Linked DNA regions of Homo sapiens: region 2 is linked to region 1. A link is a contact called in ENCODE Hi-C or POLR2A ChIA-PET data. All regions are on one chromosome and are shown on one strand. Each heading gives the region's core, a stretch centred on a gene start or an enhancer-like site at or near the end of the contact. The rest is flanking DNA. Distances are from core to core; before and after follow the strand shown.

The links. A loop is a pair of places that touch in the nucleus more often than their neighbours do. ChIA-PET counts read pairs that join two places held with the same protein, here RNA polymerase II (POLR2A). Pooled maps may share reads with other maps.
Region 2: a loop to region 1 is called in a pooled map, with 2.7 times the contacts of the local background. The contact joins two enhancer-like sites. A Hi-C loop is called at or near these places in 1 of 168 maps with a recorded cell type or tissue (endothelial cell of umbilical vein) and 6 of 50 pooled maps. POLR2A ChIA-PET finds 5 or more read pairs at or near these places in 5 of 52 experiments (A673, HEK293T, Panc1 and 2 more).

What each region holds. Positions count from the first base shown.
Region 1 is chr10:103,469,985-103,472,684 of GRCh38, forward strand. No RefSeq gene overlaps it. Among named protein-coding and RNA genes, the nearest start is that of CALHM3, 7.9 kb to the right of the region's middle. RefSeq lists an enhancer at 963-1,162. Within about 2 kb of position 1,412, at least 16 of the 41 ENCODE cell types and tissues checked have a DNase peak (open chromatin) inside an H3K27ac peak, as active enhancers do.
Region 2 is chr10:103,541,509-103,544,208 of GRCh38, forward strand. All of the region lies in intron 1 of NEURL1 (neuralized E3 ubiquitin protein ligase 1), which reads left to right. Among named protein-coding and RNA genes, the nearest start is that of NEURL1-AS1, 25 kb to the left of the region's middle. Within about 2 kb of position 1,368, at least 6 of the 41 ENCODE cell types and tissues checked have a DNase peak (open chromatin) inside an H3K27ac peak, as active enhancers do.

The DNA of each region.
Region 1 (2,700 bases), core at 162-2,661:
CTGGCCAAGGTCTTTTGCTTTTGCCAGGCTGGACTGCATGCCTCTCCACTTGGCTCTTTGTTCACTTGTTTTATCTCTCTATCCACTTCCAGACTCGAAGCTCCATTAAGACAGAACTATCTGTCTTGCTCTCTGGCCACTCTAGGCATTCAGTGAGTATCTGCTGAATAAATAAATAGAACATGCTTTGCCCCTTGCCCAACTTTATGCCTTTGTTCCTTTTTCTTTTTTTTTTTTTGAGACGGAGTCTTGCTCTGTCACCAGGCTGTTGCAGTGGCGTGATCTTGCCTCACTGCAACCTCCGCCTTCAGGGTTCAAGCGATTCTCCTGCCTCAGCCTCCCGAGTGGCTGGGATTACAGACGTGCTCCACCACACCCAGCTAAGCTTTGTATTTTTAGTAGAGACGGGGTTTCACCATGTTGGCCAGGATGGTCTTGATCTCTTGACCTCGTGATCCGCCCGCTTCAGCCTCACAAAGTGCTGGGATTACAGGCGTGAGCCACTGCGCCCAGCCTATGCCTTTGTTCTTATTTCTTCCCTTGAGATGCTCTGCACCCTCCCTCCATCTTTCTTTCCACATGTCCAAATCTTTCCCATCCTTAAGACCCATTCAAATGGCACCTTCATTGTGAAGCCTTCCCTCACCCTCAACCCCCGCCCCACTGAGAGCCTCCTTCTCCCTGCTAACTCCCCATGGCACCTGGTTTGCCTTTATTAGATCACTTACACCTTATGCTTTGGATTCTCATAATTTCTGTACTCACCTCTGTCCCCCTAATAAAGTGCCAAGATGTAGACTTTGCTCTCCTCTAGGCCTCTGCCCCTTGCTGATGACTCCCCTCTCTACCCCATCCCTGCCCCGCAGACGTCCTGCTATGGCCTCCATCAGCACAGATGTTGGCCACAGACAGCATACCCGGGTTCGCCCCATGCTTTTCTACTTCCTCAGCACAAGGAAGCACAGCTCCTTGAGGGCAGGGGCAGGTCATCAGTGTATTCTCTCTTCCCTATTCCCTGGCACAGTGCTTTCTATGCAGTAGGTGCTCTATAAGTGCTCAGTATAGGAAGATAAGAGTATTGATTGCAGTCGGCGACTTTTTACTCCAGATGCTGCTTCCCTGGAGCCCAAAGCAGCCTCCCTGAGCCTCCTTTCCCCAGGCTGGGACCTCACTCATGCAGACTGGGCCGCCGCCAAGGTCTCCCTCCTTCCTCCACACCCTATCACTGCTAAAGCTTTGCCTAAACCAGGTCCCAACCCAGCACTATTTCCGACATTTGCATGGCCTGACCGCAGCCAGTAGGTCGGGGGAGGCTGAGCTGCAGGGATTTTCGGGTCTCACAAGGTCTCTTGTCAAGAGCCCAGGAGCACAAAAGTTGCCTGATGAAGGGGGCAGGCTCCAGGGTGGGGGGCATCCAGGGGCCCCTGTACTTCCTGGGGTGCTGAGGAAGTAGAAAAGCATGGGGTGAACCCAGGTCTGCTTCCTGTGGCCACCATCTGTGCTGATGGAGGCGACCACAGGGTGTTGGGGGTGGGGGTAGGGAGTGGGGGCTGGATGAGTCATCAGGGAGGGGCAGAGGCCCAGAGGAGAGCAAAGGCTAAATCTTCCCCAAACCCTTCCTGTTCGGGCTGCCAGAGATGGAGTGGCAGTTTTGTTTTTTTGTTTTTTGACACAGAGTTTCGCCCTTGTTGCCCAGGCTGGAGTGCAGTGGCGCGATCTTGGCTCACTGCAACTTCTGCCTCCCAGGTTCAACCTATTCTCCTGCTTCAGTCTCCTGCGTAGCTGGGATTACAGGTGCCCACCACCACACCCGGCTAATTTTTATATTTTTAGTAGAGACGGGATTTTACCATATTGGCCAGGCTGATCTCAAACTCCTGACCTCAGGTGATCTACCCGCCTCGGCCTCCCAAAGTGTAGGATTACAGGCATGAGCCACTGAACCCGGCCTGGAGTGGCAGTTTTTCCAGCAGAACTAACACCGGCATTTCAAGGGTTTTTATCCCTGAGCTAGAACCCACACTCCTACTTTGCTCTGAGGAAATCTTCACCAGGGTGCTAACCTCTTGCTAAGGGCAGCAGTAGATACCCCTGGGAATGTCTAGGGGAGGGGGTCATCTTAGGAAGGGACCTTGCTGAGCCCAGGGCTCAGGCTAGCGGTGGGGCAGGTGGTGCATGGAAGGTGAGGGAGGAGCACCTGCCCCCGCTGCAGGAGAGCAGAAGGCTGAGAGGAACTGAATCTTGAAGGAGGAGGACCCAGGCAGGGCTGTTTGGCCTTGGTTGGCCAGAATTGGTGGGGCCTGGGAAGGTAGGAGCTGGGAGAGTCAGCCCCTTGACATTCAAACACAGAAATATCCCCTCAACAGGAAAATATAAAAGTAGTCATCTGTAGTAGCCAGCAAGAGGCACTAACTAGTGGTTTCAAGAGGAACTCAACTAGCAGAGCTTGCTAGAACTTGCTATGAGAAACTTGGTATAAGCTGCTAGAAACCCCAGAGAATTAAAGACACAAGCCCGGGCATGGTGGCTCACGCTTGTGTATCCCAGCACTTTGGGAGGCCGAGGCGGGTGGATCACCTGAGGTCAGGAGTTCGAGACCAGCCTGACCAACATGGTGAAACCCTGTCTCTACTAAAAATACAAAAATTAGCCGGGTGCGCATGCCTGTAGTCCTAGCTACTCGGGAGACTGAGGCAGGAG
Region 2 (2,700 bases), core at 118-2,617, 71 kb after region 1:
ATCTCCCAGGAATGGTCCTGCCTTAATATCCCTGCCACACGCATCACTAGCTGGGGTGAGCTGTGGGAAGCATTGCCTTGGAGCAAACATGGGGATGGACTTCAGAGCTCCACAGCTGGGGCCATCAGTCAAGCGTCCACCCTGCAGTGGAAGATCCAGAGGCCCATTTTCCTGGATGACATGGGGATGACTGGGGTGAGGGACATGAGAAGGTGACTGCTGTTGTCTCAGGCCTATCTATTGCAATAACAAATGCTGGCCTGCACTGACTTAAGCAGTAAGGAGCTGTACTATGCAGAAAACCGGATGTCCCAAGGTGGGTGGCTTTCAGGGTTGGCTGAGTCAAGGCTGTAGGATGAAGTACTTCCCATCTCTCTACTCTGCCATCCTTGGGTTGGTTTCCTTCTAGACCAGTAGTGACATGGCCATGGTGGTCCCAGGAATTGCAGCAGGACACAGTGATATCTGGAGAAAGGAGAACGACCCCTATGTTCTGTGGAGCAAGGATCCCTTTCTCAGAGGGGTTCCAGCACATTTCCCACTGCTGGGAAATCTATGCCTCATTGGCCAGAAGTGGGTCACCTGGCCATTCTTGACCATGTCACTGAGAAGGGGAATGAAACCATTGTGATTGGCTTATTGCCAGGGTATGGCACGCTGGCTGTATGTGAGAATTGCTTGGGGAGCTGGGCCCCACACTTCAGATTTCTCTATGAATTGGTCTAGCGTGGATACTGGGCATCAGTAATTGTTTTTGTTTTTGGTTTTTTTGAGACAGAGTCTCTCTCTTGCCCAGGCTGGAGTACAGTGGCGTGATCTCTGCTCACTTCAGCTTTGACCTCCTGAGCTAAAGCGACCCTCTCATCTCAGCCTTCCAAGTAACTGAGACTACAGACACACACCACCATGCCCAGCTAATTTTTATTTATTTTTTTGTAGGGACAGGGTCTTGCTATGTTACCCAGGCTGGTCTCAAACTCCTGGGCTCTAGTGATCCTCCTGCGTCAGCCTCCCAAAGTGCTAGGATTACAGGTGTGAGCCACCACACTTGGCTCTACCAGTAATTTTATTACCTCCTAGGTGATGCTGATGTGCAACCAGGGCTGAGAACTGCTGTTGTCTTGGGGTGGTGTAGATGTTGGGCATCAGCCACCATGTCCATTACAGTCACTTACTAGTTTTTTGTGGCTTAGACAAGTCACTTACCCTCTTTCAGCTTTGGTTTTCTCATCTGTAAAATGGGGTCTGGCAATAGTTACCTCCTGTGCTTCCTGGGAAGACTGAAACAGTTCGTGAGTGCTCGTAGGCTTTGCAAACTGTAAGTCACTGACACCCGGGGGCTGGCTGCTTATCATTCTTATTCAATTTGGAGGGAAAGCACAGCTCCCTCTGCTGCCAAGAACAGCCAGGGCAGAGATTTCTCTTGAGCACAGCTTCCTGTCATTAAAACAAAAAAACGAAAGAGAAGGGAAAACGACAGACTGGGAAGCCACAGGCAATTGCAGTGGGCTTTTTTCTTCTTGGAAGGCGTGGGTTTGAAGGCGCTGCTATAAATGGTTTATGCAAATGAGCTGGAGGCGCTCTGTCCCCTGCCGCTTTAATCCGGGAGAAGCTGGGAGGGAGCCAGGCACAAGGTTTTCCGCCCCTCCTCCCTGTAGTCCTGCAGTGGGGTGGCTGGGGGCAGGCAGATGCTCTTCTGCTGCCTCCAGGGAAGATGGTCAGATAAGGCTCTGCACTCTGGCTCCCCCATGTTCCAGGACACACCTGGCTGCGTGGCTTCTTGGCTCTTTCTGCTCGAGTGAGCACAGGCTAGTGCTGCCAATAGTACTGCAGGAACAAGGAGGGCCCCCACTGGTGCTGCGAGGTCACGGCCAGGCAATCTGTCACCTTTGGGTCTCACTGGGTCCACAGGGACCTGGGGCACTGGAGAGGAGCAGAAGGGGGAAGAGTAAAGAGCCCGCACCATCGGCTCCAGGCTTTCATCTTCCCTCCCTCCTCCTCCTCTTCCTCTTTTCTTCCTTTCTTCATGAAATCTACTTTGAGCATTATGGAGTGACCACCTTGTCAGATGCTAAGGATCTAGAGATAAAAAGATACCTTTCTACCTTCAGGGTGCTCCCAGTATGGGAAGGGCCTCCTGCCATGGCTGCAGGGCTGGGGCTGCACAGAGGACTGGCTGGACAGCCTTGGAGAGGGATAGTCTGGTCTATTCCATCCCAGGGCATTGGGATGATCTCAGAGGAAAGGCTCTTCTGAGCTGGGGGCTGAAGGTGAGGTGGGAGTGTTTGTGGGACCAGTGCCAGGGAGGGGCACTCCAAGGAGAGGGACAGTGTTCAAAAAGCAACAGACAAGTGATGTGCCATGTTCTAGAACACAACTGGCTCGTGTGCATGGAGCATAGGTACATGGGGTGGGGTAGGGGGGGTCATGGAAGGTGAGGCCAGACACATGGGCTGGGGTCAGTTCACAGAGGACCTTGAATAATCCCCAAAGTGGGGGTCGAGTTTATCCTGATGCTCGGGAGCCACAGGAGGTAGAGGGCTGAGTCGGGCAGAGATGCCCGCCTGGCAGCCCTGCAGAGGGGGACGGAGGCTGGAATGATTGTCCAGAGCAGGATGATGCTGGGGGCCTGAACCATGGGCAGAGCCAGGGGAGGGAAGGAGGGGATGGATTTGAGAAGGACACGGTGACCTCTTGGAT